2 separate regions of the Homo sapiens genome follow, and region 1 is linked to region 2. A link is a loop called in an ENCODE intact Hi-C map of the cell type or tissue named here. Cell type or tissue: ovary. All regions are shown on one strand. Each heading gives the region's core, and the rest is flanking DNA. Links, peaks and the distances in the headings are about the cores only.

Region 1 (4,397 bases), core at 249-4,248, 270 kb before region 2:
TTATTTTATCTTCGTAGTTCCTCTTAGCTGTCTTTGCTGTCTTTCCATTATTCTCTAGGTCATAATATGAGCCCTGATTACCTCAAAGACCATCAGCAGAGCCCTATTCTCCACCTCCACATCTGCTTATATCTTTTAAACTCATATCTACCTGTGAGTTTTACATATATATAAACAAAGAATTTTTTTTTGCAAAGAAAACCTTAAATATTTCATCCAAGGATGACAATGAATATTGATGTTATTTTGCTGTACATATTTTCATGTATATAACATTGATGTGAATTCTCTTAATTAGTGGAGTTAGGTTTTTCCACATATTACATTTGTAATGGCATTTAAGCAAGTGTAAGATTTAGAAAATTTTATTTATCACATAATTGACAATTATCATCCTTTACTTATTTTCATGTAAGCTCATGATTACATCACAACTGTCCTGAAATATCTTACAGTAAAAGTATCCCTTGCCTAAGTTCTTCATTGTAAATATCTAGTTTCTTTTCAACACACTCTGTTGTCCATTTTGTGAACCAGTTTTTGCTCATAAGTCATGTAAGCTGCTGTGGGAAACTGCTTTTCTTGCCCCATTGTCTGTTTCTAACCTCTCAATTTCACTTTGAGGAATGACTTAAACTATAGCGGTGCTAGAAATTCTAAATAGAAGGGACTATTCCATAGCAATCTGGTTGGGAGTTTGTTGCTATCTATGCCGTTGTCTAACGAATTATCTAATGAGTTATCTCATTAGATAATGAGATATTTAAAAAGAAGCCTTCTTTTTTAAACCTTCTTATTAAAAAAGAAGCCTGTGCCTGCACTTTCCAAGATGCAGCCTGCTTGCAAATTTACCAGATGAATAAAAGGACATCCAGCAAGAAAGGAAAGTCAAAACGAATATACTGAAAATCACTAGTGCTCAAGTTCCAAACTGTTGCAATAAATTTAAGGCAACTGCTAACTACCTAAGAAAAAAAAAAATCCAGGATTTACAATGAAGGAGAAGAAGCTAGATCTAAATCCTGATTTTTGACCTTTGAGATTTACCTTTTCCTTGGGAATTCCTAACTAATTTAACCTGCTCCCATGATGATACCCACTAGCAGAGGTAGGAGGCCACGAGTTCTCATCTACCCTTTAATTCCTGATCCAAGGCTGGAGCGTTCAAATATGAAATTACTCAAGGCTAGAAAAATCTTTAATGTGAGATTAAATGACATAATGCAAAGTGATCTTCAAAATCTAAATTATCTAAATCCAGTTTCAAGGTTTCGTGAGCTCCTCTGTCTAATACACTAGCCATTAGCCACAAATGACTATTAAGCACTTGAGATATGCCTAGTCCAAATTGAAATGTGCTGAAAGTATAAAATGCACACTGGATTTCAAAGACTTAGTACAAAAAAGAATGTAAGATCTCATTAAAATTTTTATACTGAATACATATTGAAATGATAACATTTTAGACATATTCAGTTAAATACAATACAAAATGAAAATTATGTTTTCTGTTTTTTAGTCCATTTTAAAGTGGTTACCAGAAAAATTTAAATTACATACATGATTTTTACTATATTTCTATTGGAAAGTGCTCTAAAGCAATGCTTCAGTAATGTTCTTGCCTTTTCCTCAGCCTGTCCCCCTCACAGAAACTTTTAGAAATGTATTGGCTTAGGTTGAAGATTCTGGACTTTAGCAGACCTGAATTTACATTCCAATTCTCCACTTAATAGCTGAGTGACTTTGGACATATTACTTAAACTTTATGCCTCAATTTCCCCAGCTATACAATAGAGATAATAATATATTGCCCACCTACATCATATGGTTACTGTGAAGATTAAATTAAAACTTTAAATTTCTTATTTTCTTCAAACATAAGAATTACTCAGTTATAATTATGTTCTTCCTAATGTACATTCCTGCTATCCAGGGACTCTTCTTAATGTTCCTAGATTCATCATGTCTAGACTTAAGAGAGTAAAACCTCAAGAACACTCAATATTATTCCCTTCCCTGTGTAAATAAAGCATGTCTTATTTTTACTGGATGGCTGATATAGTTTGGATCTGTGTCCCTACCCAAATCTCAAATCGAATTGTAATCTCCATTTTAGAGGTGGAGCCTTAGGGAGAAGACTGGATCATGGACGCCGATTTCCCCCTTTGCACTGTATCACAATAGTGAGTGAATTCTCATGAAATCTGGTTGTTTAAAAGTGCTATAGCTTCTCCCTCACCCCTCTTCCTCCTGCTTCAGCCATGTGAAGTGCTCATTCCCACTTTGCCTTCCACTGTGATTGAAAGTTCCCTGAGGCCACCCCAGAAGCCGAGCAGAAGCTGCTACGCTTCTCATACAGCCTGCAGAAACACAAGCCAGTTAAACCTCTTTTCTTTATAAATTACCTGGTCTCAGATATTTATTTACAGCAGTGGGAACAGACTAATACAATGGCTGATACACAGGATAACAACTTTTCAAAATAGGTCAAGCGTAATCATCTGGATGTAGCCTACTTATAAGACATAGCTAGGTGAACAATGTTCAAATTAGAAATATACATGTAAATATAGGACAGTTGGTTTATTACATAAATTTAACAACATAAATCATATAATATTGAAGAAATCTGACATAAAATGTCATCAACTAATGTGACTAAATATTTCACTGAATAAACTGCCTTGCTTTGTTTTTTAATGGAATTGTCTAATATAATCCAGTATTCAAAATTAGAATCAGCAGAAACAATGTTTATAATATAAAATATTACTTTACTCATATAAACAAAACTATGGTGGCTCTGCATTTGGAACACTGCTTGGAATTTGTTTGCCAAACCTAAAGCATACATAATAAAATGAGGGATTATTAAGCTCATAGCAAATAAAATAATCAATAAGAACGAAATGTTTCTGAATAATTACAAAAAGAGAAAAGCCCAAGCATGGGGAAAAGGAAAACTCAACATAGTTATCACCTCTAAGGGTGATAATTAAGGATTGAAGGCACAGGTTCGATTATGACTAAGGACATCATCTTATTTACTAAAGTCTTTAATTCTAAAACTAGTAGGCAATTCTAGAAATTTGAAAGAGACAACTTAATGTGTATTAAATACTCTGGGTACTTAACTTGATACATCATCCCAAGAAATAATATAGAAAATGGTTTAATATGTAGGGGTTTAAACTAACTGATGGATGCTGAAGCTAAAACAGTATATTTTTAAAAGAAAGTAGAGATGCTCTAGAAATTATATCACGAGGGCTGCTATACCCTTCATCTTAAACATGCTTTTGTGCCATTATTAGCGTTACAAAGAGTAATCCTGTCTTGGGAAACAGGCAGAAAGTTCTTAGTTGACTATATAGAAGAGACAGAAGGCAGGTATTTAGAACTTAAATTAAACTTTACAGACACGATCACTTGGCTGCAGATATGAAGAAAAAATGTCGTTCAGCAACAGACTGGGGTCAGCACAGGCTGTGGCAAAGGCCACCAGGTGGGGGGTCTTAGGTGGCGCAACACACTTTTCCCTGTAGGCAGGTTGAGCCCAGCAGCACTACATCCAGGAGAAGGCTACTTAGAATCCAAGTCAGAGAGCCAGAGGTGATTGGAGAGGAGCATCGTAACAACAAGCCTGTGGTCAGACACAGGATTCCAGTTTCTTAGTGGTATGGAAGACAAAAGACTATTAAGAATTAGGAAAAGCCTCAGTCTTAAGTGGATTGCAGCTATAGGCTAGTGGTTCTCAGCTGGGAGTGATTTTGCCCCATCCCCAACCCTCTCCCCTCAGAGACATTAGGAAATGTATGAAGATATTTTTATTGTCACAGTTGTGGGTGGTGAGTGCTTCTAGCATCCAGTGGGTAAAGGCCAGGGATGCAAAATATCCTACAACACACTTGGCAACCCCTTCACAACAAATGGTTATCTGGCCCAAAATCACAATAGGACTGATACTCTAAGTAGATTTCCAAGATGAAACTTGAACAGGCCAGGCGTGGTGGCTCACGCCTGTAATCCCAGCACTTTGGGAGGCCGAGGTGGGTGGATCACCAGAGGTCAGGAGTTTGAGACCAGCCTGGACAACATGGTGAAACCCCATCTCTACTGAAAATACAAAAATTAGCCAGGCATGGTGGCTTGTGCCTGTAATCCCAGCTACTTGGAAGGCTAAGGCAGGAGAATCACTTGAACCCAGGAAGCAGAGGTTGCAGTGAACTGAGATGGCGCCACTGCACTCCACAGCCTAGGAGACAGGGCAAGACCTGTCTCAAAAAAAAAAAAAAAAAAAAAAAACTTGAACAGAGAATAGCACTGAAGTCCAAAATAGATTATAAGGTGGGAACCAGGTGTCAGCATGAAGTAAACTCAAAAGAGATCAGGCCCAG
Region 2 (4,397 bases), core at 184-4,183:
TTTTCTTCACACACTATAAACTCATACTTGTCCAATACCATTGAAGACCTGCTGAAATAAAACATTGCCAAGGGCTTTCTTGCTACAAGTTTATGAATAAATAGACTGTTAATTTTGCCACATGCTTAGTTTTGTCTTTAACCATAATTGTATATGATATGTTAAACTATCTCCTAAATATCTCTGAATCCATCTTTTTCTCCCCATCCCCACTAATATTCTTTTTTTTTTTTTTTTGAGACAGAGTTTCACTCTTGTTGCCCAGACTGGAGTGCAATCGCACTATCTCAGCTCACTGCAACCTCTGCCTCTTGGGTTCAAGCGATTCTCCTGCCTCAGCCTCCCAAGTAGCTGGGATTACAGGCATGCGCCACCATGCCGGACTAATTTTGTATTTTTTAGTAGAGAGGGCGTTTCACCATGTTGGTCAGGCTGGTCTCGCACCCCTGACCTCAAGTGACCCACCTGCCTCGGCCTCCCAAAGTGCTGGGATTACAGGCGTGAGCCACCACGCCCAGCCAGTACTAATATTCTTATTATGCATCATCTAGAATGAGAATTAGTCCAGGAAGTGATCTCTTTGCCTCCAATGTCCTCGGATTCATCCTTGTCTTGCTGACAAAGTATTATTGGTAGAAGGCAAATGCATTCACACCCTTCTTTTATTTTAATGGCATCCCCAAAGCTAACTAACGTAATAATACCCAAATGCTTTCCAAAAGACTTGCAATAATAGTAATAGTAGTAGAATATTCTAATGAAAATAAATTAATACGTGTTAATTTATAATAAGAGTTTCCATTAACCTTGACAAATACTCTGAAGGGTAGAAAGGCTTTGTTATCCTAGCTGAGAAATCTAAGATTCAAGGAAGCTAAATGAAATTGCTCAAGGTAACTTAGCTAGTAAGTAGCGGATCCAGAATCTAAAACTGTGTTTATCAGATTCCAAAGCCCATGCTTTCCTGAATGCCCTCCCCAACAGCCATACTGAATTCTTTCCATTCTTTCAGTATGCTGTGCTGGCTCATACATCCTTCCCTCTGTACATGCTTCTGTCACTCTCATCTTCTGTGAAACTTTCCCACACCTTCACTCTCCCCAGGCAGAGATGACTGTTTCCTCTCCCTACTGCTGCTTTAGCTGAAACTTGCCTCTTTCATAGTCTTCATCACACTTTAATATTATATAAATAATTCCTTACATTGGCATTTCACAAAATTGTAAGCTCTTTGAGAACAAGGCGTTCTACTCCATTTTCCAGTTTTAAAAAAAGTGTTAGGCCAGGCGCAGTGGCTCACGCCTGTAATCCCAGCACTTTGGGAGGCCGAGGCGGGCCGATCACAAGGTCAGGAGATTGAGACCACGGTGAAACCCCGTCTCTACTAAAAAAAATACAAAAAATTAGCCGGGGGTGGTGGCGGGCACCTGTAGTCCCAGCTACTCTGGAGGCTGAGGCAGGAAAATGGCGTGAACCCGGAGGGTGGAGCTTGCAGTGAGCCGAGATGGCGCCACTGCACTCCAGCCTGGGCGACAGAGCGAGACTCCGTCTCAAAAAAAAAAATTAAAAAAAAAAGTGTTACTCTGACATACCAAATGACATAGAATTTTCAGAGAATGAAAAAAAACCTTTTTTTATTGCTCATTAAGGCTCTTCAACAAAGAAAGGAAACGGAGATGATAATTAGTTATTTCCTCAGTGAGTTAGTTTGAAGACTAAATCAGTGGTTCTAAAACCTGACTGTAAACTGAAATTCCCTTAGGAGAGTGGGATAATGTGAATCTCCAGATCTTATGCCATATCTTGTGATTCATAAATTGTATATGATTCATGATTCTATGTGCATGTGGATATCCAGGGGGATCTACTAAGCAACTAGATTTGGCTACCACAGAATTTAATGTTATAAGCTATTTAAACACTCATTAAACACAATGCCCAGCCCATGGTAAATGCTCAATAAATGTTAAATGATAACACCTTACAAATGTCATACTACTTCACAATTTACAACGTATTCACACAATAATTATTCCACTTGATCTTCAGAACAATACCAGTGATATGGTTTGGATCTGTGTCTTCACCCAAATCTCATGTGGAATTGTAGTCCCCAAAGTTGGAGATGGAGCCCAGTGGGAGGTGATTGGATCATGGGGGCAAATTTTTCCCCTTGGTACTATTGAGAGGTGACAGCCTGCTGGCAGCCCTTGCAGCCCTCGCTCACTCCCGGCGCCTCCTCTGCCTGGGCACCCACTCTGGCGGTGGTTGAGGAGCCCTTCAGCCCGCCGCTGCACTGTGGGAGCCCCTTCCTGGGATGGCGGAGGCCGGAGCCAGCTCCCTCAGCTTGCGTGCAGGGAGGTGTGGAGGGAGAGGCGCGAGCGGGAACCAGGGCTGCGCGAGGCGCTCGCGGGCCAGCTGGAGTTCTGGGTGGGCGTGGGCTTGGTGGGCCCCGCACTCGGAGCCGCCGGCCGGCCCCGCCAGCCCCGGGCAGTGAGGGGCTTAGCACCCGGGCCAGCAGCTGTGGAGGGTGCACCGGGTCCCCCAGCAGTGCCGGCCCACCTGCGCTGCGCTTGATTTCTCACGGCCCTTAGCTGCCTCCCCATGGGGCAGAGCTCGGGACCTTCAGCCCGCCATGCCTGAGCCTCCCCACCCCCGCCCTGGGCTCCTGCGCAGCCCCAGCCTCCCAGACGAGCGCCGCCCCCTGCTCAATGGCGCCCGGTCCCATCGACCGCCCAAGGGCTGAGGACTGCTGGCACACCGCTGCTACTGGCAGGCAGCTCCACCTGCGGCCCCAGTAGGGGATCCACTAGGTGAAGCCAGCTGGGCTCCTGAGTCTAGTGGGGACTTGGAGAAACTTCATGTCTAGCTAACTTTGTCTAGCAATCAGCACTCTGTGTCTGGCTCAAGGTTTGTAAATGCACCAATCAGCACTCTGTGTCTAGCTCAGGATTTGTAAATGCGCCAATCAGCACCCTATGTCTAGCCCAGGGCTTGTGAATGCACCAATCAGTGCTCTGTGTCTAGCTAATCTAGGGGAGACTTGGAGAACTTTTGTGTCTAGCTCAGGGATTGTAAATGCACCAATCAGCACCCTGTCAAAATGGACCAATCAGCTCTCTGTAAAACAGACCAATCAGCTCTCTGTAAAATGGACCAATCAGCAGGATGTGGGTGGGGCCAGATAAGGGAATAAAAGCAGGCTGCCCAAGCCAGCAGTGGCAAACCCCCTGGGTCCTCTCCTGCACCGTGGAAGCTTTGTTGTTTTGCTCTTTGCAATAAATATTGCTGCTGCTGACTGTTTGGGTCCATGCTGCCTTTATGAGCTGTAACACTCACCGCGAAGGTCTGCAGCTTCACTCCTGACGCCAGGGAGACCATGAACCCACCAGAAGGAAGAAACTCCAAACACATCTGAACATCAGAAGGAACAAACTCCGGACATGCTGCCTTTAAGAACTGTAGCACTGACTGCAAGGGTCCGCGGCTTCATTCTTGAAGTCAGTGAGACCAAGAACCCAACAATTCCGGATACACTATGTAGGGATAGTGAGCAAGTTCTCATGAGATCTAGTTGTTTAAAAGTGTGTGGCTTTTTTTTAACACTTTTTGGTTAAAGTGTTAAACCACCCCACCTTCCTCCTACTCCAGCCATGTGAAGATGCCTGTTTCCCCTTCACCTTCCACCGTGGTTATAAGATTCCTGAGGCCTCCCCAGAAGCAGAAGCTGCTATGCCTCCTATACAGCCTGCAGAACTGTGAGCAAATTAAACCTCTTTTCTTTGTAAATTACACAGTCTCACATATTATTTTATAGCAATTTTTAAATTCTTTTATTTTATAGCAATTTGAGAACAGACTAACACAAAGATCAACATTAATCTCTCTCATCCCAAACTATTCAGTAGAATGTAATCACTTAAATGCTGTCTCCTTCTATTGGAATGAAATAAAGAGATGAAGACCCCTTAAAAATAAAACTTTCTTTAGCCTGAAAAAACTCATCTGCTCTTCCAATGGTAGATTGAATATGATGACTCCCAGCTTTGGGTAATCAGATCTCTAGCTTGTTTAAATGGCATTTAGATCCACTGGTCATTAGGAGGAGAAAATAAAGAGTACTGGTTGGGCAATCAACACTGTTGTAAGAGTTATCTTTAGGCAAGATACAAATCTATATTTAGCCAAAAGAGTACCAAACCTTTATTTTCCAAGAAGGAAGAACACCAAAAGAATGAGAAAAGATGCTGTTGTAAACGTGATGCCAAATTGTGCAATTCCTACTCGCTCATGCAACTTCAGAAAGCTGAAGTTGAGCAAATTCTTCCAAATTTTTGCTTCCGGAAGTCCCAGCAGGGCACCCTAGTGGTAATACTAAGAATTACATCTAATATATT

What was found. Hi-C counts contacts between places; a loop is a spot of excess contacts. Peaks named below come from ENCODE experiments on the same cell type or tissue, not always from the same donor. Only the 100,000 strongest peaks of a DNase experiment are listed, where the experiment ranks them.
Region 1: a loop joins it to region 2, with 9 times the contacts of the local background. A loop is called at or near these places in 1 of 110 quality-filtered maps.

What each region holds. Positions count from the first base shown.
Region 1 is chr4:93,900,358-93,904,754 of GRCh38, forward strand. No RefSeq gene overlaps it. Among named protein-coding and RNA genes, the nearest start is that of ATOH1, 74 kb to the left of the region's middle. In ovary, for the core only: no CTCF peak of the experiment used is centred there; no DNase peak of the experiment used is centred there.
Region 2 is chr4:94,167,476-94,171,872 of GRCh38, forward strand. All of the region lies in intron 1 of SMARCAD1-DT (SMARCAD1 divergent transcript), which reads right to left. Among named protein-coding and RNA genes, the nearest start is that of SMARCAD1-DT, 38 kb to the right of the region's middle. RefSeq lists an enhancer at 1-52. In ovary, for the core only: no CTCF peak of the experiment used is centred there; a DNase peak (open chromatin) is centred at 2,287.